7 separate regions of the Homo sapiens genome follow, and regions 1, 2, 4, 5, 6 and 7 are each linked to region 3. The links are chromatin loops, found by intact Hi-C in ENCODE. Cell type or tissue: OCI-LY7. All regions are shown on one strand.

Region 1 (4,000 bases), 100 kb after region 3:
TGACCTCAGAGGATCCAGCCTCCTTGGCCTTCCAAAGTGCTGGGATTACAGGCATGAGCCACCGTGCCTGGTCCATTTATGCAATTTTTATTACACGTGTGTCATGGTGCTAAGCATTTAAACAACCATCAGGCTTTCTGAACAAATTTTTAGAACCAAGAAGATCAGCAATAAAAGAAAAAAAAAAGGCGGGAGTAGGGAAAAGTCTGCCTTTTCTGCCTTATAAGTTACATTGCAGATATAAGTGTTTGAAACTCACTAGTTTTGACCCAAATTCTAAATCGCCTCCAAACCACTTTCATGTTTAAAATTGTTTAGGAGGCTAGCGCCGTGGCTCATGCCTGTAATCCCAGCACTTTGTGAAGCCAAGGTGGGCAGGTAGCTTGAGCCCAGAAGTTTGAGACCAGCCTGGGCAACATGGCAATACCCCATCTCTATTAAGAAAAAAATTTAAGGAAAAAAAAAAAAGATAAAATTGTTTTGGAAAGGCAAAGTGTCTTTCTCATATCTAATCAATTCCTGTATTTTTTTTTTTTTTTTTTTTACAATTCAATTAGGCTTATTGTAAGGATATCTTTAGTCAGTATAAAAATATATAAAAAACAATTATACTAAACCAGTATAATTGTTTAGAAGTATATATTTGCCGGCCGGGCATGGTGGCTCATGCCTGTAATCCCAGGGCTTTGGAAGGCTGAGGTGAGTGGATCACTAGAGGTCGGGAGTTTGAGACCAGCCTGACCAACATGGAGAAACACTGTTCTCTACTAAGTATAGATTTGCAAGGGCTAGATTTGTCAGAAAAGAAACATTTCTACATGAACAGTTAAGGCTGGGTATTAATTTCAATTTCAGTTTGAGTAAACTCTGAAATAATTCATGGTTGAGGTTCAGAGCTACCCATACCATAGTTGTCTGGGGCAACAGGATGCTTGCTTTCAGAGGAAACTTTTTGTTTTTGTTTTTGTTTTTTTGAGATGGAGTTTTGCTCTTGTCACCCAGGCTGAAATGCAATGGCACAATCTTGGCTCACTGCAACCTCCACCTCCCAGGTTCAAGTGATTCTCCTGCCTCAGCCTCCTGAGTAGCTGGGATTACAGATGCCCGCCACAACGCCCAGCTTATTTTTAGTAGAGACAGGGTTTCACCATATTGGCCAGGCTGGCCTCCAACTCCTGACCTCAGGTGAGCCACCCGCTTTGGCCTCCCCAAAGTGTTGGGATTACAGGCATAAGCCACCGCGCCCAGCCAGAGGCAACATTTTTTAACGCAGTTATCATTCTAGGAAATTTATAGGTCCTTTGAAGGAAAATTCTGTGGGCAAATAAGATTGTGATACATGGTATTTCAGTTTTCCCAAATGTGGCCAGCCCGATCTGGTCAAAAATTTTATTTTTTAAAAGCTATAGTGTCTTTTTTTCTTAAATTTGAGGCAACATGCACAAAATTGGAGATTTGAAATTAAAGCCAAGATTTGTAGTTTCTCTGGAAAGACCTGGCAAGATTGGACTGGATTGCTATGTGACCAGGGTCCCACTAGATGGGGCTGCATCCTCTAATCCCCAAATCCTTATGTTCCCTGCATGCTCACCTTTGTTACCTGCCTGACACCTGTGGGGCTTTTAACTTTATGGCAACTGCCCTATTCTCTGGATCCTTCCTGAGGATTTATGATGCGTAATACTCCAGGAATCTGGTTAGCTTTGCTTAACACATTTCCAAAACTTGTTTGAATGCATGAGTACAGTCACTAGTAGCATTCTGTGCAGTACAATGTATGGGGGCTTAGGAGTTTAGGGTAGTATACAGGATTAGGGATAGGACTTGAGTCTAATCCTAACTCTTAGCAGTTACACTGGATGACATTAGAGCAAATGGTTCTTTACGTCTACATTTTCTTCATCTGTAGATGTAATAATTTCCATATCAACTATGATGTACAGTGCTAATTCCAATGAAATGTTACATGTGAGAAGTCTTTGAAATGTAAAAAACACTACAGATACTGAAGCAGTTTGGAGAATTAAAAAACACTACGAAAACACAGCTTGGTAAATAATTTTTTTTTTCTTTTGAGACAGAGTCTGGCTCTGTCATCCAGGCTAGAGTGTAGTGGCAGAATCTTGGCTCACTGCAACCTCTGCCTCTCGGGCTCAAGCAATTCTCCTGCCTCAGCCACCTGAGTAGCTGGGATAGCCACCATGTCCACTTAATTTTTGTATTTTTAGTAGAGACAGGGTTCCACCATATTGGCCAGGGTGGTCTTGAACTCCTGATGTCAAGTGATCTGCCTGCTCAGCCTCCCAAAGTATTGGAATTGCAGGTGTGAGCCACCGTGCCTGGCCAGGGCTTAGCAAATAATTTCAATGGTGTTACACCTATAAGTCTCTTGCTGTATGGTATCTTTTAAAATAACATTTCTTTTTTGAAACAGTTGATATTGGGTAATTTGGCCATCATCATATACTGTAGAAAAAAATTGTCAAGTGAAAGGGAGAATAGGTAAGAAGGAAGAAAGGGGAGGAATTTAGTGAATATGAATTATTTTCCTTTAGATATATTAGTCTTGTAGATCGCAATGAATTTTTTAAATTACTATTTAAGATATTGTTGAGATTCCATTACCTCCAATCAGTCTTGGGACATTAGAACAGTGGTATAATTAAGACTGTATGTTTAAATTGAGAAATTTTGCACAACTTTAACAAGTAGCAGAACTAATTGTTCACTGATGGCTTTAAAGATGAAATAATTCTGTGAATACATGAAACTGTGAGGGACTCTTCGTGGTTGTCTAGGTTTATTTATATGCATACTCATTAATAAAAGTTTTTTTTTGTTTGTCTCTTGAAAACAAAACAGCTTTGTTTTAACAAAACAGCAATGGAACAAATTTGAAAACCGACTCGATATTTTCTCTGGCTCATCATTTAGTTTGGGTCAGCCATCTTCAACTTGCTGTGAGCTCTAGTCAAAGTGGATCAAATTTGTGGCAAGTCACACAGGTGTCAGGTGCTCTTCAGGAAACAACCCTGAACTCCAGGTTCTAAGGAGCTTAGTAGGGAAGAAATACAAAACCTATCACTTCTGATACTGATTATTACTAAGAGAAAGAATCTTGTGATAGAGACTGGCTTCTCAACTATGGCATTTGGGGACAGAAATCTCTGTTGTAGGGGGCTGTCCTGTGCATTGTAAGGTGTTTGGCGTCATCCCTGGCCTCCACCCACTAGATGCCAGTCACATCCTCCAGTGGTGACAACTGACAATGTCCCTGCGGGCACAGTTGAGAACCACTGAGGTAGAGGGTGTTTGTTGGGGGGTAGGAAGTGGTGTAGCTTTAGCTGGTTGGTCAGCGGCTGCTTCTAGGAAAGAGGTGACATTTAAGTTGAAACCAAGAAAAATGTGTAGGTGGCAGCCACATGAAAATCTAGTGGAAGGAAAACAAATGCAAAGGCTGTGGGGCAGCAGGAAGCTTGTGTATTAAAAGAGAGGATGTTGTGTTCCAATGAGTAAAAAACTAGTGAGTGAGGAGAGATGAAGAGAAGCAAGGCTGAAGAGATGTGCAAGGGGTCTGGCCAGGTGCTGGATGAAAAGGAATCTACAGGCCAGGCACAGTGGCTCACACCTGTAATCCCAGCACTTTAGGGGGCCAAGGCTGGAGGATCACTTGAGCCCAGGAGTTCAAGGCCAGCCTGGGCAACAAAGTGAGCCTCCATCTTATTAAAAATTTAAAAAAGAAAGGAAAAGGGCTCTATGAAGATGTCTGTTTGGAAAAGAGTCCCAATCTTAGAAAACCACTTTTGCATATTAAAAGCTAAACCTGCTACCCATCACCAAATTCTATGTTAACATTCACTAACATGCTTCAGTGACACTATTCTAAGTCAGGTATAGCTCGAGAGTCAGGTTTGTTGGGAGGACAGAAGGATATAGGCAGGGGAAAAAGAGGGGGAGAAGGGAACCTCTTGGCAGCAAGGGGCTTTCCACAGGGCTGTGA
Region 2 (4,000 bases), 460 kb after region 3:
CCTTCTGATGCTTGACACATCTCTATGATAGTCTTCCTATGATAGTCTCCCCTTGCCTTGAGTCTCTCAGTGATGGGATGTCCGTGACTATGGGAGATCGTTTACCACTTCAGTCCATTAGAAACTGCTTTCTTATATCAAGTTGTTTCACTTTTGTCTCTGCCCCTCTCACTCCTGAGCCATCCTAAGGCATAAGAATAAAGAAGAAAATTCTCTTTTTGTAACAGTATCACACCTTGCACAAAGACGGGGGATTATGCCTTTACCTGTTCTTAACTTAGTTGCTGCATGGCTCACGCTATGGGATTATATGTAACGGGGAAGAGAATCCTTCATACATCATCCTTTTCCAGTTGACTTCTTGCTTTACAATTAGCCATGAAAGTATTGAATGTGTTGTCATAGCTTTTCAAATGCCAAAAGTGGGCCATGTCCAATCCATTATGTTTGTGTGTCTCACAAATGGCTATCAAAGAGCAGCCTAGTCATTTGCAGGGGTAGGCAATCAGAAGAAGCCTAACGCCTTCTGCTCTCCATTTTAATCCCACTCATCAGGCACATTTGCTATTAATACATACATCTGCATTCAAAGGCTGAATGGCATTTTCATCATTTCCCAAAGAGCATTCTATGAGGGCCAGAGGGAGAACCATACACTAATAGACAGATGCATTATGTTAGGAAGGTGTCAACACTTTAATCAGTACACAGTCAATATTCTCCATCATGAATAACTTATTAGCTTCTAAACTCTGTTCCTCACATGTCATGGCAAAAATCTATCTGAAGAATGTCATCTGCACTTAAGGAAGGGACAAGCATTGTAATTAAGTTTTAAGCTATTTCTTCAGCATGAAGCTGCCACGAAGTGTGAAGTGACTATAATTCACATTTTTAAGACCCTGAATTTATTAGCATCTATTTTCTATTCAAGGTTAGGGATATGGTGCTTGGATTGTCAAGGGATTCAAATTCCTCTGTGCTTTGTTATTCTGGAGTGAGTGTGTTTGAGCCCAGATGCCAGGCAAGGAAAATTATCATTAACGAGTCAGGTTATATTTGTGAAAAAAGCTCAAAGAACTGGAAACTCATCTTCCGTTGTGAATAGGAAGCGGCAATGAAAGGTATAACTGGGTAAAAGAGGACTTGGCCTTCCTCTGTGAATTACGACAACCATGCTTGAGAAGATGAATAGGAACCGTAGGCCAGGGGCTTCAAATTAAGCACAGTTCTGCTGAAGCGTGACTATTGCACAGCCCATGAACAAAAAAGGAATGTGAAGTTTTAAAACTGCTTTCAGTAAATGAAAGAGGAATGGATTATTCTCTTTCGGAAATGATATATTATGAATAGAAAAAAGAAAGGCATGAGATAAATATGTGCTTAGGCATAACTACAGACCCCAGGAAAGCTTTGACAGCCCTCCTTCATAAACAATGTGTTGCAGACAGTTACTTATCTTTATGCTGGCTGAACACACACTTTTGAGGGGAATGGATTTGTAATGATTCATCTAACTTGAAACCCCTTGCAGACAATGGCAAAGGTGGAAGACATTTCAGTCAATGAATCCAAAAATGAAGACGTGTAGGGCACTGCGTATGTGTGTAATAGGGGAAGTACAGTGAGCCTAGGGTGTACCAAGAAAGATGTCCTTAGGTTAGGAAAAGACATTAAAGCTGAGACTTGAAAAATAAATAGAATTATCTAGAAAAATGTAGAGACGAGTGCTTCAAGAAAAGAGAACGGCAACATAAAGGCTCTAAGGCACTCTACAGCAAACAAGAGAAGGGCAGGATATCTAAAGCCTACGGACAGGGGACAGAGGACTTCTGATTAAACGCTGAACTGAACACCTTTGTCTACCTCTGCTCTTTCCTGAAACACTCATACAATGGCTATAAATGGACCCTAAAATGACCCAAACCCATAAGGATGAAGGGACGAAGGGAGAGAGAAGAAGTAAGAACAGAAGAAACATGTCAACAATGCTTTGGAAGTTGAAAAGCAAGCAACAAATAGTAATTTCCTTGGCAGATGACGGGAAGCTAAAAGCTAAGAGCCTGTGGGTTTGGTGAAGACAGAGCTGTGGGTTGATTCAAGCTGTAAATTCATGGCCAGGCCCAGGAATCAGAGCTACCAGGCACCTCTGTGGCTGGGAGCATCTGGTGGGGCTGCACTCAGGAAGATTTGTTTAGGTCTCTGTGAGAAACCATAAGACCCCTAGAGACTGTTTCTTCACTATGTACATCCTGGCAACCAGACCACCCTTACTGTTTAAGACTTGAGGTTAACTCTGGAATCTGTGATACCAGGACAGCTGAGGGTAACAGTGCTGGACTAAAAATGGAATTATATGAAAACTTACATATTTAAGAGTGAAACCTCCAACACTCCAATATGAACAATATTGACAACCAGATGTATCCCAAGCAAGGGATTAGGATTTCTCTCTGGGGAAAATGACCAGCCCAAGAGAAAATACCTACAGATTCTGACATTTGGGGTCTGATATACTTTGGATATTTATCCTTTTCAAATTTATATTAAAATGTGGCTCCCAGTGATGGAGGCAGGGCCTAGAGGAGGTGTTTGGGTCATGGGGGCAGGTCCCTAATAAATAAACTCTACTGTGCCTTCACAGTGGAGTTCTCACTCTATTATTTCACATGGGAGCTGGTTGTTTTAAAGAGCCCGGTGTCTCTTTCTTATTCCCTTTCTCTTGCCATGTGACATGCTGGCTCCTCTTGTCTTCTGCCACAGGTAAAAGCTTCCTGAGGCTTCACAAGAAGCCTAGCAGATGCCAGTGCCATGCTTCTTACACAGCATGTGGAACTGTGAGCCAAATGACCCTCTTTTCTTTATAAATTACTCAATCTCAGGTATTCCTTTATGACAATGCAAAATGCACTGACACAAAGCATCCACCTAAAAATCCCAGCTCATGCTTCTACCTAGAAGCCTGCCACCCAATAAGTCCCATCTATGTACACAAAACTTTCCAGCAGACTCTTACTGCTTCATTCTTAAAAATGAATAGGGCCAGGCACAGTGGCTCATGCCTGTAATCCCAGCACTTTGGGAGGCCGAGGTGGGTGGATCACCTGAGGTCCAGAGTTCGAGACCAGCCTGACCAACATGGTGAAACCCCTTCTCTCCTAAAAAATACAAAAATTAGCCAGGTGTAGTGGTGTGAGCTTGTAATCACAGCTACTCAGGAGGCTGAGGCGGGAGAATCACTTGAACCCAGGAGGCAGAGGTTGCAGTGAGCCAAAATTGAGCCACTGCACTCCAGCCTGGGTGACAGAGCGAGACTCTGTCTCAAAAAAAAAAAAAAAAAAGAATCAATAGATATCCATGAATCACCAACCATTTGATAAAGCTCCAATTGGAAAGCCAGAGACCTGAATTTTTCTTTCTTTCTTTCTTTTTTTTTTAATGTGGAAAACAGAAGAAACTTGAGAGAAACTATTATTAATAGACTCAAAAAGAAAAAAGAAGACAGTATCTCTATGAAATTAATACAGGATGCTATAAAAGGAAACCACCATAGTGTAAAGAACATTGGAAATTAAAATATGACAGCAGGAATTACATGCTTAGTGGAAGGAATGGAAAATAGGGAAAGGGCAGAGGAAGAAATACAACTAAGAAAAGGTGAAAGGAGGGGGAAAGGGTAATGGGAGATGACTCGACCAATGGCTAAGATTGTATATGAATGCTATTGCTTTGAAATTTTACCTTCAAGTTAGTGACAGCCACTGAAGGACAGCAAACAAGGAAGGACATCTAGCCCAACATGGCACATAGCCCATGGCCAGGAAATTAGACAGGCTTATCTAGTTTTCCCTGAGATCTGATCGTCTTACTCTCATTCATATTATAGTCTAATAAACCATGGAAAGTTCTGGATTGAGGAAAAAATAAGAACCCCTTTGGCTGATATTTTTAAAAAATGTACTTTCTGGTTCTCAACTTATTTCAGGTAAAAACTGTTGTA
Region 3 (4,000 bases):
GCAGCTTCAACTCATGCACTGAGCCCTGAGGTTACTGGGAACGGCAGGTGCAAATATCTCATGAGGAGATAGAAAGTTGGCATAATTTGGATGAGAAAGGCTACTATGGCTGCAATATGGTGAGGGAGGAGGTTGGAGCTTCAGAAGCAGGTGGAGGACAGATGTGCATGATTTAGAGAACCAAGGGAAGGAATTGGGTTTTTATCTGAAATCTGATGAGAAATTATGTTTGCAATTGATTTCTCATCAGATTTTACTAAAATACAGAGAATCAGTAGGAAGGGTACTAGCTGTACTCTGATAGATTTCTAAGTACTGCAAATGGTGCTAAGTGCTTTGTAGCTGTTCTCTTATTTAATCCTTAGAACAATCCTGTGAAGAACCTTCTAAATCTGATGGTATTTATGGCTGTAAGTTGCTGGCAATGTTTTAATCTCTTTGTATAAATAAAGTCATTTTAGCCTTACAACTACTGAATGAAATCAGTATTCTTTTTACACTCATATTTCAGATGTGGAAGTGGAGGCTCAGAGAAGTTATGTAATTTACCCAAGGTTAACTGACTAGTGGGTGGCAAAGCCAGGATGGAAACTAGGCATTCTAGTTTTCCAAGCCTGAACACTCAACCTTCATACTTCATTGCCTCTCCATTCCCTCATGTTGTTACTAAGTCACGTAGGTAAGTAAGTAGCGAAACCAAGAGTGGAGCCAATATTTTGACCCTAAAATCCATGCTTGCAAATACTACTTGATACTGGGCTGAACAGATTTATAGATGGAAACTATGAGTTCCCTTTGAACATATTAAGGTGCTTATGTCTTAGCTTAGACTTCTATGAGTATCTTAAGGAGATTCTGTGCTTATAATTCTAATCTTCCTAAAAACTCTTAGTAGGTATTATCCCCATTTTATGAGTAATGAAAATTGAGGATTAGAGTTTAGGTTTGCTCAGGTTGGAATCTAGGTCAGGAATTGGCAAACTCTTTTGTAAAGATTCAATTAGTAAATATTTTAGGCATTGAGGACTGTACAGTTTCCATTGCAGCTACTCAACTGCTGTGGGTCGAAAGCAGCCATAGACAATGCATAAACAAGAGAGCTCGGTTCCAATACAGCTTTCTATATGGACATTGAATTTTGAATTTCAATAATTTTCATATGTGAATTATTCTGATTTTTTCCAACTATTTAGCATGTACAATTATTCTTAGATGTGAGAGTACAAAATCAGACAGCAGGCTGGATTTGGCTGGTGGGCTATGATGTAGGTAATTGGATTCTAAACTTTGGAGTGTTTTCACAAAGCTACTAATAAAAAATCACAGAAATATAAATTACAGAAGCTTCTTCATAGGATTAATCCAAGGATTAAATAGGAGAATGGCTACAAAGCACTTAAGTTTTATTTTATTTTTAATTGACAAATTATTTATTTGTGAGGTACAATGTAATGTTTTAATATATGCATACCGTACTGAGCCTTTTTTCTTTTGCATGCCACTGGCACTTAGAATTAAATTTGTGAGCGGGTTTCAAGTTGCGTTGTGATGAGGCTACCAGTAAGTGGCACTCTTACCTCAGATTTAAGAGCTGTAGCTGGTTGCAGAGTAGACTAAAATGAAGAAACTCAGAGGTACTGCTTACCCTAACTTAACTCTGGGTAGTTAGTGTCAGAATTAAATTGAATCATTAGATACGTACTTTGTCTGTTGAATTAGAGAAATGGTTGGTGTTGGAAAACACCCCAGAATCCTAGGGCTCTACTGTTTAATCAGCTGTATATCTCGGTTTCGTATATTAACTTCCTGCTGGGCGGCGTGGCTCATGCCTGTAATCCCAGCACTTTGGGAGGCCGAGGCAGGCGGATCACCTGGGGTCAGGAGTTCATAGACCAGCCTGACCAACATGGTGAAATCATGTCTCTACTAAAAATACAAAATTAGCCGGGTCCATCCTGGCTAATACGGTGAAACCCCGTCTCTACTAAAAATACAAAAAATTAGCTGGGCGTGATGGCAGGCGCCTGTAGTCCCAGCTACTCGGGAGGCTGAGGCAGGTGAATGGCGTGAACCCGGGAGGCGGAGCTTGCAGTGAGCCGAGATTGTGCCACTGCACTCCAGCCTGGGCGACAGAGCGAGACTCCGTCTAAAAAAAAAAAAAAAAAAAATTAACCGGGCATGGTGGCGCATGCCTGTAATTCCAGCTACTCGGGAGGCTGAGGCAGGAGAATTGCTTGAACCCGTGAGGCAGAGGTTGCAGCGAGCTGAGATTGCACCATTGTACTCCAGCCTGGACAACAGGAGAAAAACTACGTCTCAAAAAAGAAAAAACTTCCATAAAACTCAATTTCCTTAACAATGGTAAACATAATACACATCTCCGCATAGCGTAGGTACCATCTAACGCTGAGAATGAAAGAGAAGACCCATCCTAATTCTTTTAGTTTTTTTTTATTATACTTATTATATTAAGTTCTGGGGTATATGTGCAGAACGTGCAGGTTTGTTGCATAGGTAACACGTGCCGTGGAGACCCATCCTAATTCTTTCTGAAACTCATTTGCCTCGAAGCGACATACTCAGGGCCCGCTAAACATCTGTGCAGAAGCATCTGATCTGAAAGGGCAGCAGGAGTGCCCTGGAGGCTTAAGTGGTGCTTGATTCTGGGGCTCTGAGTCACTGCTACTTGCAGGGGAGACTGATAACGAAAAAAAAAAAAAAAAAAAGAGGAAGGCACAAATAATAGCAGAAATGAAAGGGGGGACATTATTATAGTAAAAAAGTAAAATATGGATTTTTTAATAAGTTAGAAAATTTAGACAAAATGGACACATTCTTAGAAAATTACCAATACAGATTGAGGAATAGGAAACCAGGATAATTCTCTAACAATTAAAATAAATGGATCAATAGTCAAAATCTTCTCACAAAGAAAACTTAAAAGTTCAAATAGCTATACTGGTGAATCTTAAAGTCAGCTGATTAGCAAAAGCAAATAAGCAAACAAAAACACAAAACCAAACAAACAAAAAATAGCTTTGCTGGCAAGTCTGCCAAACATTGCCAGAAAAAAATACAAAAATAAATGAATAAATAAATAAATAATGATTTCAGTCTTATACAGACTCTTTCAGAGAATAGAAAAACAGGAAGTATGTCCCAACTGTTTTTATGAGGCTAGCACAAAATACTAGCAAATTGGACCCAATAATATGTAAAAATAAAAGGTAATGTATTATGGTTAATCTGTGTTTATCTCAGGAATATAGAATAGATAATATGTCACAACAATATAAATTGAAGAAAAATCACTTGGTCATCTCAAAAGATATGCAAAAGGCAGTTATAAAATTTAGCATTGGCCAGGCGTGGTGGCTCATGCCTGTAATCCCAGCATTTTGAGAGGCTGAGGCAGGTGGATCGCTTGAGGTCAGGAGACCAAGACCAGCCTGGCCAACATGGCAAAACCGTGTCTCTACTAAAAATACAAAAAAAATTAGCTGGGCGTGGTAGCCCACACCTGTAATCAATCCCACCTACTTGAGAGGCTGAGGCAGGAGAATTGGATGAACCCAGGTAGCGGAGGTTGCAGTGAGCCAAGATCGTGCCACTGTACTCCAGCCTGGGTGACAGAGTGACACTCTGTCTCAAAAAATAAATAAATAAATAAATAAATTAGCGTCTATCCATGAAAAAGAAAAAACCTTTAGAACATTAGGAATAGAAGAAGACTTCCTTAATATAATAAATAGTAGCTCCATAAAACCTATAGCATGTATTATACTCAAGATGAAAACCTGTAAATTTCCTTTGAGAGCTGGAGTAAAACAAGGATGCCTGCTATCAAAATGTCTATTAAATACGTACTAGATTTCCTAACCAGCATGGTAAGGAAAAAAAAAAGTAGTATTGAAAAGGAAGGAACAAAACTGTCGTTATTTGCAGAAAATGGTTGTTAACATAGAAAATTCAGTGTAACCCACAGATAACTTATTAATGA
Region 4 (4,000 bases), 1.2 Mb after region 3:
TCCACTTGCTGGCTCAGCAGAAGACTTAAATCATGAGAGAAGTCTTCCCTGAAGCCTCAGGCTAGTTCCGTCCTCTGCAAATGCTTTCACAGCTCCTCAGGCTTTTGCCTTCCAGAACCTACCATCATTTGTAGTTGCATGTTGGTGTGATGTTTTTACTTGGTCTTTGTCTTCCCCATTACACTGTAAATCCTATGAGTGGAAGGGATCATCTCTATTGTTCTTACCACTGTTTTCCCAGTAACTAACACAGAGCCAGGCACAGAGTTGATGTTCAATAAATATTTTTGAATGAATGACTAAAAGTTCTCTCTCCCTTCCCTATTGCCTCTTGTCCTTTGTCTTCTCCCTTCTCTCCTTCCATCCCTTCTACAAATATTTACTGAATGTCTACTCCAAGCCAGTTAGTTCATTTGGCAGTATTAACATGGTTTTACAAACTCTGCTTGAATGTATCCAATAACACAGACCTCATTGGTTCTCAAAATTTTCATTTGTAGACAGTTCTAACTGATATTAATTCTTCTTGAAAACAAGTGGAAATTTATCTGTAAACTTAACTTCTATCTATTTGTTGATGTGGTTTATTTTTGGTACCTAAAATCAGAAACAAATAAAACCACTGGTATCTAGAAAAACTCTCGGTATGTGTTTGTTCACTTGGGCCACCATCTATATGGTGAGATTTACACTCCCTTATTATTATTATTTTTTTTTGCATGGCTCTTACATCTTCAAAGGCATGTATTTGGGAAGACAAAAGATCATGTATTTAAAGATTAGCCTAACTTCAAAAAGATATGCTAAAGGTTAGTTTACAAAGACAAGGAGAAGAAAATATGACCCGAAGTTGGAAACAAATTCAGTGCAATCATAAACTTACCACATTTTTTGTCAGATTATCTGTCTTTGCCACTAGATAATGAGTTTCTTGAGGGTAAGGTTCATATCTTCACAGTGTATGTTCTTATCGCAGCACTTAACACAGTATGTCTTCAATACATATTTGTTGAACAAATAAAACTATTATGACTGTAACAACAGCGCTGATTCTAAGTTAAATAATTAAAATGTTGTGTTCTGTTCTCAACTCTATACTTTTGATGCCATGTGACCCAACGAGGTAATCTATAGCTTAAGGTAAAACAATGTCTATCATAGATTAAGCTTTTAAAAGCTAGAGAACAGTGCAATTTGAGTAGGAAAAAAACACGTGTGTATACAGATAAATGCACAGCACATGCCTAGTCATTGTCTGGAATGGCATCTGCAAACCTTTAACAATCATCGTTCATAAGAATGTGATTTGCCTAAGTAATACATATATACACATTTACTTTTATCCCCCCATACAAAACCCTATAATTTTTCCTTTGTTTGGGTTTTGGTTTGATCTTAATTTACAGTAAGTATATATTACTGTGTGACTAAAGGAAACAACTCACAGAGCTAGTGCACAATTAGAGGAAGGCAATCAGGCTGATAAATGGTCTGCATCCCATGAGAAATGAATAACCACAGAAAGAAATGGAGACATTCAGCCCAGAGACAGCCAAGGCAGAACAAACTATCTTCAAATACTTGCAGGGCTGTGGTCATGCAGAATGGTGCAGGCTGCCCTCTGCAGGACAGAAGGAGGACCACTGAACAGGTGGAAGGTTCAAAGATGCAAATTTCAGCTCTGAGGAAGTTTTTTCTCACCTTTGAGCTATTCGACAATAAAGGGGCTGCTTTACAGTAAAGTGGGTAACTTTGAAGGAGCCAGTTTTGCATTATTAAAAGTAGAGGTGTCTGCAATGGAGAGTCTGTAAATAGAGTTTGAGAGTCAGTAAATCCCTACATTTGAGTTCAAAATTGTGTTGGTGTGTACATGTTTTCAGAGGAGTGGCTCTATAATTTGCTTCCACTTCCTGTAGGGTTGAGCAACCCCCAAAGAGGAACTGGATGACTATTTGTTACTGACATTAAGGGGATTATTACACCTGTGAAACTTTAATCATCTCATCTATACCAACTATGAAAAATCAGAAAAATATAGTTCTGGAGTTTATTGGTTTCCCTTCTATGCAAATTATTTAATTTTTAAAATTAGTTATTACAGTCCATTGATAACAACCATCATGTCTTATATATGCCTATGTCTCTCCTAGATCAAGCACAGTTTCTTGTACGAAGTAGGTGCTTACTAAATTTTAAATAAATACATGAAGAAACAGACTCCCAGGGTAGATTCTTCCCTTTTCACTAATTAATGTAGTAATTAAATTTCACCAATAAAGCAGAATTCCACATATGAATATAGGATGGCATGATAATGATGATGACAACAGTGATTGTAACAAAAATGTTATTGGGGACTATGTGTCAAACACTTTTGTCAAGCATTTTATATGCAATAGCATGTGTAGTTCTCATAGTAATTTATTTAAGGAAAAGGTGGCTTAGATTAATTAAATATATTAATATAGCTAGTAAGTGATTCAAACCAAGACAGATATACTATGGCATCTGAGCTCCTAACCTCTATGGAAAATCTACTTAGGGAATAAGATTACCTGGACTTTGTCCTCAACTCTATCATAGCTGTACAAATAATTTAGGCAAGACACTTTTCTGTCCTTCACTTTTTAAATCTGTTATGTGGAAAACACACTAACAAAAGTCTAGGAGGCATTATGGAATGTTCATGAAGAACATAGACTATGATGACTCATTATGAACACATTGTACTCTACATGGTTGAACATAATTATAACACCTGTTTTAAAATCCTTGCTGCTAATTCTAACATTTGGATTATCTTGGGGTTGCCTTGGTTTATTGCCTTAAGTATCTTCACATTTTCCTATTTGTTCATATGTCTGTGTCTAGGAATTTTGATAGGTATCCTGCATATTGTACATCATAGTTTCTATCTGTGTTCTGTTCCTCTGAAATCTGTTTCTGTCATTGTTATTTGTTTATTTTAGCCAACACTTGACTTTATTGAAACTCCAAATTCTGCCTCCATTGCATTGGGCAGCCACTGAAATCTCTGTTCAATTATTTTAGCCTTCATACTTGCATAGTTTAGGGGTCAACCAGAGATTTGACAAGAGTTTATATGAAGAATTGGGGCTTCCACTACTGTGCTGTCCTTTCTAGAATTCTCTCTCTCCTACTTTTCAACTTCTCAAGTTGCCCCAAATTCTGTTTTCAAATTCCTCATGCCAGAAAGATTGAGGGTTTTAGCCCACGTGATTGATTAGGTAGGTAGGCAGACAATAGATAGATAGATAGATAGATAGATAGATACATACATACATACATACATACATACATACATACATACATGCGTACATACATAGATACATAGATGATAGATAAATGCTATAAAAACAAAACTTATCCACTGCCATACCCCTCTTTCAAGTATTGACTCTCCTCCAATTTGTTTGCTTTTGTCCAGTCTCCATTATCTTCACATAGTTCATGTCTGTTCATGTATATGTGTAATACTATATTACATATATAATATATTATGCAGAATTTGTCATTGCTATCTGTGGGAAGGCTGCTCCAATAGGAGTTACCCACCAGGAACATGGACTTTGACATCAGACAGACTTGAGTATCCTCCCCTAACTCTCCATTAGATCTGAGCATTTTTTGCCATTGTGCTAATAATGGGTGACCTTCTCTGCACTAGGAGGCCTTTTACTTCTGCTACATTTTATCCCAGTGTACAACAAATACATTTTCATTTTCTGAGTATGCTACAATATGAAATAGATTGTGAAACATTGTCTTAAAGAAAAGCTACTTCACCTCCTATAGTATAGCTTGACTTTTTTCATCAATTAATTATTATAAGGATTAAATGAGATAATATAGGTAATGATAAGTAATGTATGAGACTTTGAACATAGAGGCATTGAATGTATGAGACATTGAGCATAGAGGTATTGAACATAGAGGCATTCAGAAAAACCTTAGTACTATAGTAATGTAATTAAATTTT
Region 5 (4,000 bases), 2.0 Mb after region 3:
TGTGATTTTTGTTTCATTCTACTTTCTTTTCATCTCAAACATTTTAAGAAATGATATCCTCTCTTTTTATCTTATTCCACATAAATTATCTCCTAAATTTTACATCTGTTCATTGGGAGGTTTATTTAAAAAGAGGAATATATATACTCTTGCTTTCTTAAATTCTGTGCTCACAGAGAACATGGAAATCTTAGGGCGATTAAAGCAGTTAAGCTAAAGATTTTAAACTCTAAAGCTACCAGGTCAAGCAGAGAACACAAAGCCAAACAAGCAGAGAGACACTTGTCCTGACCACAGGGGACACCCATTGTGCACCTCCAGTCAGAAACCTGGATGTTTCCATGGTAAGTCTAGACGCTCACATATTAATCACTAATTTGAAAATTGTGTAAAATGCTATGCAGGCCATGCTGCACACCTGTGTGGACTAGATTTAGCCTGGAGGCTGCTTGCTTATAACCTCTGAGTTCACAAAGCCTGCCAAACTGGGTTTTTCTTAAGCGGACTCATACAGGCTGTCCCTTCAAAGACAAACATCTCCACCTAGTAGTTGTTCTAAGAAGGGGCTTCGAGCATCAAATGTGAGTAGTGGGAGTCAGATCGTGAAATATTTGCGGTCCCTCCCAACCTTAGGTCTAAGTTTCCCTGACCCTCTCACTTCATCCATCCTGACCACTTACTAAAGTCCTCCTCATCCCCACACCACAGGTGGGCCTCAGGGCCACCTCATGAAGTCATCCACGATTAGTTAATCCTCCTTCATGTTTTTCCTTCCACAAAGAACTTCTCTACCACTTTTCCTTTAACTCTCTTGATTGCGTTACACTCTGGGTGTTATCACATCAACCTGTAATCAATATAACATTTATCAAGGACATATTTTACACTCCTTTTTAATGCCAGTCCTTCAAAATTATCTCCTCCAGGATTTTCTCTATGCTTTTCCTGGCCAGATCTGGAATTGGCTTTTGATAATTTTTTTTTTTTTTTTTGAGATGGAGTCCCACTCTGTCACCCAGGCTGGAGTACAGTGGCACAATCTCAGCTCACTGCAACCTCCGCCTCCCGGGTTTCGAGCAATTCTCCTGCCTCAGCCTCCCCAGTAGCTGCGATTACAGGTGCACACCACCACACCCACCTAACTTTTGTATTTTCAGTAGAGACAGGGCTTCGCCATGTTGGACAGGCTGGTCTCAAACTCCTGACCTCAGGTGATCTGCCCGCCTCAGCCTCCCAAAGTGCTGGGATTACAGGCATGAGCCACCACACCCAGCCTGATAAATATCTATTAAAGTGAAAAAAATGAGTGCTATTTTTATACAATAAGAATTAGCTCTACAGTTACCCATTTTTCATATTAAAAGGATCCAGTTTCCCATCACGTCTGCATGTGAGCCCCAGATGCTCAACTCCAGCCAGTGAGTGACCTCAGCTATCCCAGCCGAGGACAGTTAGGGCATTCCCTGGCTACCAACTGTCTCTGGCACCACCTGCTGGTCACTCATGTATTCACCAGACACAACGAAGACCGAGATTAAGGTTTCTAAAAGTGGACCAGAATCTATTTGCCTTGAAAAACAGAAATATACTTAAGGCTCAGAATGGACACGACAGGAGGATCTCCTCCCTGCTCACCCTTCCTCTGCTTCGTGCGGGGAGTAGGGCTTAAAACTTCTTTTATTTTAATGTAGCCACGGTGTTGTGCATAGTAGAACCACCGCAACCACGACGTCATCTTCACCCTCTAGTGAGAGTTCACTGTGTGGCCTGCATTTCATTACCTCCCGATAATCCCAAAACGGAAGAAGTGGTACTGGGACAGCAGAGACCTGTGTCAATTCCTTACCACGGCCCAGCCACGTGGCCTTGGCAGAGACTTCTCCCTTCAGTGTCTCTAGTGAGCGTTCGCTTACTAAACTCCTCTCCAGCTCTAAAATCTCATGAAGCTATAAATCTTATGTCATGCCTTCCAGGCCACCATCCAGACTCATGCTGGCCAACAATCACACAGGCCACAGTAGGGCTATTGAGCTCCTGAAGTGTGCCCAGGCCTATCTGAGATGTGCTTAAATGTGAAATGCACACTAAATTTTAAGACTTCGTATGAGAAAAAATATAAAATATCATTAATTTTTATATTGATTATGTATAGATATGATCATATTTAATATACTGGTTTAAATTAAATGCTATCAAAAATACTTTCACCTTTCTTTTTTATTATGGCACTAAATGTTAAATTGCATACAGGCCTCCTGTTTTCAGCAGATAGCACTGATCTAAACAAAGTACCCAGTCGTCTTATATATTAACAGAAGGAAGAATATGAAAAATATCTCTATCTTAGGATCTTTTTATTTATTTATTTTGTCCTTTTTGTATGAGTCTCTATGGTAAATAAAAATGCCTAGGTCTCCCACTCCCAGGATGGTCATTTATGCCTGTCAGCATCTTTGAACCTTGAAGATGGTCTCCCTGGAGCTAAAGTCAGCCTGGCCTGGAAAGCTCATGAAACCCCTAGAAAACATCCTAAAGAGGTGAGAGCTATGCTAGAAGGAGCTCTGATCCAGAAACATAAATATGTGGGGTCAGGTGCAATTTAAAAACTGTAAATGACTTATATGCTTATGAAAATGTTCTCTCATGCTGGTAATCAAAGAAATGGAAATTAAAACGAGATCTCCTTTTTAGCTTATCATGGCATAGACTTTTTAAATTAGAGTTGGCCATGGAATATGGAAATCAGTGCATTTATTCCCTACCTGGGGGAGCTAAAATTCATACAGCCTTTCAGGGGGCAATTTAGAAATGTAGAAAAACAGCTTTACAACTATGCACACCTTCTGAGCCAACAATTCCACCTCTAGGGATTTTGTCAAAGGCAATCACCATTGCTATGCTCAATAACTTACTGTAGGGATGTTCACTACCTCAAAAGTTATAACAAAAATAACACCAAACCAGGGAATTTTTTAAATTACAGCATATTGAGAAAATAGAATAATATGTTGCCATTAAAACTTGTGTAACAGAATGTGTAATGATAAATTAAATTAAATTCCTCCTCCCCTGCCCCCCATCATACTCCTCAATTCAGCCTAAATGATCATTTTAAAGTGAAGCAGATCAGGATCCTCCCTTGTTTAAAACCCGTCACTGCCTTCACTTGGTATGAGGATAAAGACCGCCCCTGCCCACCCCAACCTTTATATGGCCCTAAGGCTCTAGGTCCTGCCTTTTCTCCAGCTTTGCCTCTTGCCAGCCTCCTCTCCCTTGCTGTGCTCCCACCTGGCACGGGGACCTTCTTTCAGCCCCACAGCCCTGGAAAGTTCTTGCTGGCTCTGGGATTTCACTCATAGCCCGCAAATTGGATGCTGCCTGCACCTCAGCCCCGACTTCCTGGCAAAAGCCTCCTCAGTCCAGAGGACTCAGTTTTAAGTGTCTCTTCTCCCAGAAAGCCCTTCCCTAACTCTTGAGTCTAAATCAGATCTCCTTGTCCCCTGCCTCCTATCATCTTTTTTCCTCCATGTTACTATCACAGTCCCTGACTCTGCATTTACTACTGTGATTATTTGTTGAATGCCACTGTCCCCACCTGACTATGGGACTCAGCTCACACCTGGCATGTAGAAGATGCTCCATAAAGGCATGTCAAGTAAATGAATGCTATTCTAATAAGTCAAAGGCAAGGCATAAAATGACAGGTGTAACAGGATTCCAATATCCAAACAAATGTGTACGTGTACGTAGTTGTAATATTTCTGGGCACAGAATAAAAAGACCAGAAGAAAATCCAAGCTGTTAATAGCAACTATCTCTGTTGTCATGGTTTTACTTTTCTTCTTTTATCCAGATTTTCTATAGTGAGCATATCTAACTTTCAAAACCAAGATAAAATTTATTTTAAAAATATTAAGAAAAACTAGAGATCATGTCCTTTGCAGGAACATAGATGGAGCTGGAGGCCATTATTCTCAGCAAACTAACGCAGGAACAGAAA
Region 6 (4,000 bases), 1.5 Mb after region 3:
GTGCCAGGTCTACCTAATGTCTAATGTCTATGGGTTTAATAACCAACAGTTGGAACAAAGAGTCTAACACAAATTTTACAAAGAAATAAAAATTCAGTTATATCTAGACATACATTTAGTGAATCACATTTGTGAAAAGGATACTATTAGACCAGTGCCATTCAGAGAATGATTCACAGATTGATGCCAGTCCATGACCTGCTGGTTACCAACCTACTGTGGTAAGTTTAAAACTAGGAGAAACCATTGAGAGACTTGGATAACAAGTTGACGTGGGCATAACATCCAAGAATGTGATCATATAATTCATTGTTAATGTATTTTGTAGAACTACTGATCCATAATAGATAGGAAATACAATTTCTAAGTGTTCCTTCTCTACAAACAGCTTCTGCACAGCACCGAACTAGATGAAATTGGGTCTGTGGGTGTGGTATCATTTGAGGTATACTACAGTGAGTACTTTATCAAGTTCAAGGGTGAAGCCTCTTACAGACTCACCATTGTCAATCATATTCCAGCTTTTCCATGCTGTGTGACCTTGGGGAAACTTCTCAAGTTCTCTCTGTAGAGAGAGATAATAATGGTGCTAAACTCCTAGGATTACTGTGTGAATCAAAAGAAAGTATCTACGTGAAGTACTTAGTACAATATCAGGCACAAAGCAGTCACTCAATAAATGCTAACTGCTGCATTTATTGAGTGTTTACATTAAGCCAAGATAAGTTGCTGATTATTATTATTATCACTTGTCTTTTATTGACATCTGTTTTGTCATTAGAATGTATTCCTTTGGGTTATACTAGTAGCCTTATTTTGAAAACAAAATATCCCCTCCCATCCCCTGCCCCAAAAGAAAGGTATTTAATCATATCAACTCATTTACCACTAAGGCAGTGATAAGTGGGGAAAGAGAAGATAAAGAAAATGAGAAAGACCCTAAGGGCTCATGGGGATAGGGCAATGCTGGGGATAGCCTGTGAAAAATAATCTTGGTAAGGGAGGATCTTGAAATATGAAATTCTGGAGACATGAAAGCCAGGGATGAGGCTAGGTGGCATTTTGGGAGCATTCTCTTGAAGAAGGCAGAGGAGAACAGACATTCAAATGAGTAGCACAGAGCATAGTTAAGAACCAGAAACCTGGAGCCAGACTGCCTGGCTTTAAATCTTGTCTTTTCCATTTAGTAGCTGTGTGACCTTGGACAAGTTACATTTCCCTGCTGTGCCCCAATTTTTCCACCTGTAAAATGAAATAAAAATAGTACTAACCTCATAGGGTGTGAGAAGTCAATGGAAGTATGTGCGTATATATACACACTTGTTCTTACACTGTGTCACAAATTAACAGCAGGAAGTTTGGAGAGAGCCGTCTATGGTTAGAATGTTCTGTTACCACTACTACTAATGACATTAATTATAGCAAATACTCTATAGCTCTCACTAGGTGTCAGGCACATATACATATACATATTTACACACCTACGTACATACACACCACACACACACACATATACATATGAACCACAACATTATCACCCTAAAAATGCATTGCAGATCATGCCAAAAATATTCAGGGCTCCCTGACGACTTGCAGGACAAAGCCTAAACTCTAGATGAATACTATGATCCAACTCTGATTAAATTTGAGGCCACTGGAGGCAAGTGATTTATCTACATTTTAAACGGGAATCAAAGATAATTTTTAATCAAAGTCTGGTTTTATTTTAATCGGAAGCTATTTTTAAAAGACTAAAAGGCTAAAACTCCAATGCAGGAATTTCAGGAATCTTATGAAGGGAAAGGAAGATATTTTGGAATGGTGAGGAAAGAGGGGACTTACTGTTGCCTCTCAAACCATACTAGTATCTTCTGCCTGCTTGTAAGGTGGGCTCCAACCAGAAGATTGTGGTGGTGTCCTTAACCCCAATTTGTCAATACAATCACACCCCCAACCCAGTCACTTGGTGACCCCTGCTGGCAACCCCTGGGTAATACACAAGTGGTGCAGGTGGTTCATGAGCCCTCCTGGGAGAGTATTTTTGACCCAGTAATATGCCTTTGGGTACCCATTGCCCAGATCTTGCTTGCTTTTTCTATGATTTTCCAGTAAAAAAGAAGCACGGCCCCATGGAGAAATGGCTGATCCCATGATTCCAGGGAAAACACATGATGAGCCTGGAGCACCTTGCAGTGTCTTAAAGATATGCTAAAAACAAAAACTGCCTGCACCCTGCACCCCCATGTTTATTATATCACTTTTCACAGTGGCCAGGATATGGAGTTGGCCTAGATGTCCATGGACGGATGAACGGTTGAAGATTGTCTTGTATATGCACAGTGGAATACTGTTTAGCCATAAGAAAGGAGCCCTGTTGTTTGCAGGAGCATGATGGAACTGGATGGAGGTCAATATGTTGAGTGAGATGGGCTGGGCAAAGAAAGACAAATATCACATGGTCTCACTCATATGTGGGAGATAACAAATTGATTTCATGGAAGTAGGGACTGAAGTAGTGGCTGCCAGAGTCTAGGAAGTGGAGGGGGGTGGTGAAGAGAGGTTGGCTAATGGACACAAGCAACCAGTTAGAAAGCAGTAGTAAGTTCTAGTGTTGAATAGCACAGTAGGGTGACTACTACAGTTAATAATGAATTAAAGTTTATTTCCAAATAGCTGGAAGAAAAGATTTGAAATGTTTCCAACACAAATACATGATAAATGTTTGAGGTGATGGGTAAGCTAAATACTCAGATTTGATCATTATATCTTATATGTATCAAAAATAGCATATGTGTCCCATGAATATATACAATTATTATGTATCAATTAAAAGGGGGGAAATAGCATAAAATAAAATGAGAAGAAAAAATTTCAGAAATCATAGAACATTATCTCTGGCCCCACCACCAGTACCCTATGTGCAACTTTTGGTAGTATGAAACTTTTTTGTTTTTGAGAAATCTTCAAAGAATTAGATTCCAGAAGCTTCCCTCAGTAGTTCTTTCTAGCATTAAAGCTCAGGCTGTGTCTAAACCTAGCTGAATTCAATTGAAAACTCATATTTATTTAGGAAACAAACCCCCATACATAGCATGGGTGCCAGTATTTCATGTAAAAAATGTTCATCCATAAACATAAAGTACTTCTACTTTTAAAACAAAAGAAAAAGAATGGAGACATGTCAAAGAGATTCAGAATCCAACCTGATAGAGCTCCTAATGTCCAAAGCTGGAAGAATTTGAACCCAAAATAAGTAACATGGTGTTGGATTATAACACAAGTATAAAATAAATATAATGATTCATGCTGATATAAATAAAAGATTGAGTTAATGAACAAGAAGTAAATAAGAAGGGGAAAAACTTCCTTATAGAAAAATTTCAAATAATATAGGTATATATTATTATTAAGCTCTAGGAAGTAAAGCTTAATCTCTCACCTTCTTTGACTATAGGCTGAACTTGGTGACTTGTATTCAAAGAAAAGAGTATGGAAAGGGGAAAAAATAGTAACTTTGCTGTGGAGAAATCTGGTAAATACCACCATAACAAAATGATCGAGGTTAACATCACCAGCAAAGAGTTATGTTAATATTTTGTACCCCCTGATGTGATATGATGAGAAGGGCACTTCATCTCTGTGGCATTCTTCCCCAGAATCATTACCCTAGTCTAATCGTGAGGAAAGCATCAGACAAACACATACTGAGGGCCACGTTACAAAAATGTAAAACTGACCAGTATTCCTCAAAATGGCCAAGGTCAAGTAAAACAAGGAAAGATTGAGAAACCATTATAGACCAGAGGAGGCTGGGGAGAGACATTACTACTAAATGCAATGTGGCATCCTTGGTTCTCTCCTGGGCCAGAAAAAGAACAGTAGTGGAGAAATCTGGTAAAATCTGAATAAAGGCCTGAGTTTAGTTAAAGGTATATAATGATGTTGACAAATTTACCATGGCAAGGTGAGATTCTAACACTAGGGGTAACTGGGTGAGGCA
Region 7 (4,000 bases), 240 kb after region 3:
AACCTACAGAAGGGCTGTAAGAAAAGTAACCTACAGTGATTTTTGGAGGCTCCCCTCCCCTTTGCAGGGGTCACATCCAAGTTTTGGGGATGTAAGTTGTGGCTAGAAAATGGTGGAAAGACTCCTTCATTTTCAATCCATCATGGCCTCTTCATTACCAAGCCTGAGGTGGGGTAGGTGGGGTCTCTTGAAGACAAATGTTTCAGTTGCTTTTTTTGCCAAGCTTAGGTGGAATCTCCAATGACTACAGCCCAGCCTCCCTAGTTTCCCCAGACAGCTATTCTCCTATCAAACATCATTCACATCTCTTAAGTACCACATTTGCAAAGGTTTCCAACACCTTGTGGATCACCTTCATCTCATTTCATTCTTGGGGCATCTGTTCTTAGTTCTCTTGCTTCAAAGGCACTGCTATCTCTCTGCTTTTCTTGCCATCCCTCAAGTTTGCCAAGGTGTAGAAGATCCTGGGAAACCAAAGTCAAGTATGCCAGTGTTGGGAGGACAGCATAGCTCTTGACTTTGCAACACAAACTGCCCCAGAGGTATGGGAGAACAAAGGTCTCACTAATTGGTCTAGGTGGCATGGTGTGACAAACAGGAAGAACAAAACGTTACCTAGTATCTCAGTAAATCATCCTGCCACATAATAGTTTCAGTTCCTTTGCAAAGAAGAGAATCAGCAAAACACTCATGATTGGATCCTGCTCTTTTCTATCCTTGAAATACTGATTTCAAGTCCAGGTGCTACTCTTTAAAAGTGTTGTGAACCTACTAAAGAGAGTTTAATGGCCGGGCGCGGTGGCTTACACCTGTAATCCAGCACTTTGGGAGGCCGAGGCGGGTGGATCATGAGATCAGGAGATTGAGACCATCCTGGGTAGCACGGTGAAACCCCTTCTCCACTAAAAATACAAAAAATCAGCTGGGCATGGTGGCAGGCATCTGTAGTCCCAGCTACTCGGGAGGCTGAGGCAGGAGAATGGCGTGAACACAGGAGGCAGAGCTTGCAGTGAGCCGAGATGGCACCACTGCACTCCAGCCTGGGGGACAGAGTGAGACCGCGTCTCAAAAAAAAAAAAAAAAAAGAGTTTAAACAGTGATGGAAGAACTGGGATGCTTAACAGAAGAACAATAACTGGATGCCTCCTCTGAAGAAGAGGGGTGTGCTGAGGCTTTGTGAGGAAGAACCAGTCCCAGTGAGTAGAAGGGACCAGAGGGAAGATGAGTGATTCATAAACTGAACAAACTTTCTAGAGAGCAGGTGAAATAGTACTGGTTGCCTCTATGGGGTGGTCAAATGGAGACTGAAAGATAATGTGTCAGGGTATGTAAAGGGGATAATTAAATAAAATTTGGGGTACTTGATCTTTAAGGAGACTTTTTAACCTTAGAATTCTATGTAAAGAATAATCAGCTGTGTTATAGCCGCCGTGGGTTTTGGAAAACTACGATGATTAACACTGTCACAAATACCAAACAAGATAAACTACTCATCTTCACAAATGTGTGTGTTTGTGTGTGTGATCTTTCTTTTTGGGAAACAGTGTGTTCTCCTGACAAAAGCTTGACTTCCAGGCATTCATGTCTAACACGACTCACTGAAGAAAAGAGTCCAGGAAACAGACCAGCTGGCCTCAAAGAAAAAGTGAGGTCCTCTGGCAGAGTAAAGGGTGCTAAACACAACCAAGAAAGCCAAAAAGATCAAAGGAGGGCTCTGGCAAGAAAGGGCTTGTCTAATTCAAGGGTGAATGAAAAAGGGAGGTTGAGGATGTTTTTATCTGGGATCTGGAGACCTCACAGCAGAGACAGTTCTTCTTATGAGTAGACTGGAGACCGTCACTGCCTAGGAGGGTGATTAGAAGATGGTCTAGTTCTGAAATCTTCATGTTACATGTTGGGGAAATGAGGTCCCTGGAAAGGGCAAAGAACTTGCCTGCTTTATAGCAATGCAAACAGACATTAAAAAGAAAAGAACTTGCCTGCCATCAGATGGAGACAGTGAGGAAGTTAGGAATAGAGCCTTTGTTGCAGCTCCCCTCCCCTTGACCTGGGTTAAGTAGGGATGCCATGCTTCTCTGCAGAAGTATCTTTCCAAAGCATCTGCATCATGCCATGATTTGAGAAAGTAAGTTTTGAACATTTTACATGGCTAGATTCAAAAGGGCGGGACTCTTCTTTCTTGCTTATTTGTGTTCAACACGGCAAGCATTTATCATTAGTGCCACTCAACATTAAGGCTACTCAAATTTATTATGCACGTCAATCATCTGATGTCTGGTTAAAATGCAGATTCTGATCCTTCAGGGCTTGGATAGGACCCATGATTCTGCTTTTCTAACAAGCTCTCAGATGCTGCTATAGCAACTGACATGGCTTACTACTAGTCCCTACTACAGTCAGGGCCCAGGCTCAACTTTTAGCCCTTCTCAGCCACTCCCAGGACTTGCTGCATGCCTTCTGCCTCTCAAGGACCTGCATCTGGTGGACTCACCTGATGCAGGGCCTCACAGATCCCTCGTGAACTCATCATAGGGAGAATGAGGCTGGAGTGGCTATTTATAGCCATATTTCCTCTCTGCACAGAGAGAGTTGCCCAGGTCGGAGTTTGCTAACAATTCCCTATTTGTGTGGAAGTTCCAAAGAGGCTCCCGGTAAGGTAATTTGGCAGCAAGCACCATTGCAAATGATTCTTTTTTTTTTTTTTTTTGGATACTGGATACGGAGTCTTGCTCTGTTGCTCAGGCTGGAGTGCTGTGGCACGATTTGAGCTCACTGCAACCTCTGCCTCCTGGGTTCAAGTGATTCTCCTGTCTCAGCCTTCCAAGTAGCTGGGATTACAGGTGTCTGCCACCATGTCTGGCTACGTTTTAAAAATATTTTTAGTAGAGACGGGTTTTCACCATGTTGGCCAGGCTGGTCTCAAATTCCTGACCTCAAGTGATCTGCCCACCTCGGCCTTTCAAAGTGCTGGGATTACAGGTGTGAGCCACTGCGCCTGGCCAAACATTGCAAATGATTCCTATTGCATTTAATTCTAAACTCTCCCAGACACTGGGGCTCAACAATATTTGTTGAATGGAATTATGGTAAATTCTGAGATTGAGGTTTGTGGGGGCTTCCATTGCTCTGTAAAATCAAATTGAGTACATCAGACATTTCCACTGTGAATGCTTACCTTCCCTCTCCTTGGCCTCCTCCATCCTGCCAGGAAAACCTATTTTGGACCTTACAGAATTCATTCTGAGAATTTCATTATGATTGTGACATTTATAACTCATTATTTAACTGCTGTGGATGGTGGAAATACAATGTTGAACAGTCCCAGTGGAATAAAATCAGAGTTAGTAATCTCTTCGTGTGCAATTGAAAAAAAAAAAAGGTATGGTATCAAAACATTAGCAGAAAACTAGTCTTTTTCAGTTTTCATATATAGAAGTAGTGACTGAAATAATTTTTATTATAAGTTCCTTTACCCCTAACTTATACGTGACTGGGGCAAACCTATGGGCACTGCTTTCTGAAATTGATCTATTTAAAAACAGTGTTTATCCAGAGCTTTTTGATACAAATATGAGCAGTTAGAGTCCCTTTCCTGGCTTAAATGGTAGAATGCAATGTACGCTGTTTTGCCATGTTGTGTCTTCATTTAACAGTGAGTATAGAGATGGTTCTGATTTGGCATACGTCTGCATCGTTTATTAAGTGAATAGTGCTTGGCTGCATGGAGAATCCAGACTTTATTAACTGCTCACTTACTGATGGACATTCAGGATGCTTCCCAGTGTTTTTAACCTGTGGTTTTCAGAAATAGAGTGGGAGAAAGGGAAGGAAGTGTGTGGCTCCTGAAACTAGATGAAATGCAGTCTGTCAAAGCTAGCTGGCTCTCGGCTTTGGGGTCTCTTCTTGAGTTTTTGAGACATTGTTACTGAGAGGAAGAGATTTCTCTCAAATTGAGGGCCATGAAGAGAGGGAGAACTAAGAAGGCTCTTGTTTTGGCAGG

Evidence for each region. A loop is a pair of places that touch in the nucleus more often than their neighbours do. Peaks named below come from ENCODE experiments on the same cell type or tissue, not always from the same donor. Only the 100,000 strongest peaks of a DNase experiment are listed, where the experiment ranks them.
Region 1: a loop joins it to region 3, with 7 times the contacts of the local background. A loop is called at or near these places in 7 of 110 quality-filtered maps.
Region 2: a loop joins it to region 3, with 3.0 times the contacts of the local background. A loop is called at or near these places in 3 of 110 quality-filtered maps.
Region 4: it touches region 3 in a loop (15-fold over the local background); 22 of 110 quality-filtered maps call a loop at or near these places.
Region 5: a loop joins it to region 3, with 11 times the contacts of the local background. A loop is called at or near these places in 16 of 110 quality-filtered maps.
Region 6: a loop joins it to region 3, with 10 times the contacts of the local background. A loop is called at or near these places in 15 of 110 quality-filtered maps.
Region 7: it touches region 3 in a loop (14-fold over the local background); 7 of 110 quality-filtered maps call a loop at or near these places.

Annotation. Positions count from the first base shown.
Region 1 is chr5:157,024,785-157,028,784 of GRCh38, reverse strand. No RefSeq gene overlaps it. Among named protein-coding and RNA genes, the nearest start is that of HAVCR1, 32 kb to the left of the region's middle. In OCI-LY7, CTCF peaks have their summits at 1,531 (motif pointing right), 3,006 and 3,208 (motif pointing right); DNase peaks (open chromatin) are centred at 1,544 and 3,384; H3K27ac peaks cover 1,274 bases.
Region 2 is chr5:156,670,614-156,674,613 of GRCh38, reverse strand. The region is part of intron 7 of SGCD (sarcoglycan delta); the gene reads right to left. Among named protein-coding and RNA genes, the nearest start is that of PPP1R2B, 180 kb to the left of the region's middle. In OCI-LY7, no CTCF peak of the experiment used is centred here; no DNase peak of the experiment used is centred here.
Region 3 is chr5:157,129,763-157,133,762 of GRCh38, reverse strand. No RefSeq gene overlaps it. Among named protein-coding and RNA genes, the nearest start is that of MED7, 11 kb to the left of the region's middle. In OCI-LY7, CTCF peaks have their summits at 1,359 and 1,565; DNase peaks (open chromatin) are centred at 1,562 and 2,612; H3K27ac peaks cover 755 bases.
Region 4 is chr5:155,941,629-155,945,628 of GRCh38, reverse strand. It overlaps a transcript of SGCD not described here. Among named protein-coding and RNA genes, the nearest start is that of SGCD, 380 kb to the left of the region's middle. In OCI-LY7, CTCF peaks have their summits at 1,422 and 1,625 (motif pointing left); a DNase peak (open chromatin) is centred at 1,618.
Region 5 is chr5:155,137,291-155,141,290 of GRCh38, reverse strand. No RefSeq gene overlaps it. Among named protein-coding and RNA genes, the nearest start is that of KIF4B, 130 kb to the right of the region's middle. RefSeq lists a silencer at 998-1,155. In OCI-LY7, CTCF peaks have their summits at 1,290 and 1,512 (motif pointing left); a DNase peak (open chromatin) is centred at 1,490.
Region 6 is chr5:155,614,959-155,618,958 of GRCh38, reverse strand. No RefSeq gene overlaps it. Among named protein-coding and RNA genes, the nearest start is that of KIF4B, 600 kb to the right of the region's middle. In OCI-LY7, CTCF peaks have their summits at 1,747 and 1,973 (motif pointing left); a DNase peak (open chromatin) is centred at 1,978.
Region 7 is chr5:156,890,299-156,894,298 of GRCh38, reverse strand. No RefSeq gene overlaps it. Among named protein-coding and RNA genes, the nearest start is that of PPP1R2B, 42 kb to the right of the region's middle. In OCI-LY7, CTCF peaks have their summits at 1,765 and 1,969 (motif pointing right); DNase peaks (open chromatin) are centred at 628, 1,968 and 2,408; H3K4me3 peaks cover 1,736 bases; H3K27ac peaks cover 4,000 bases.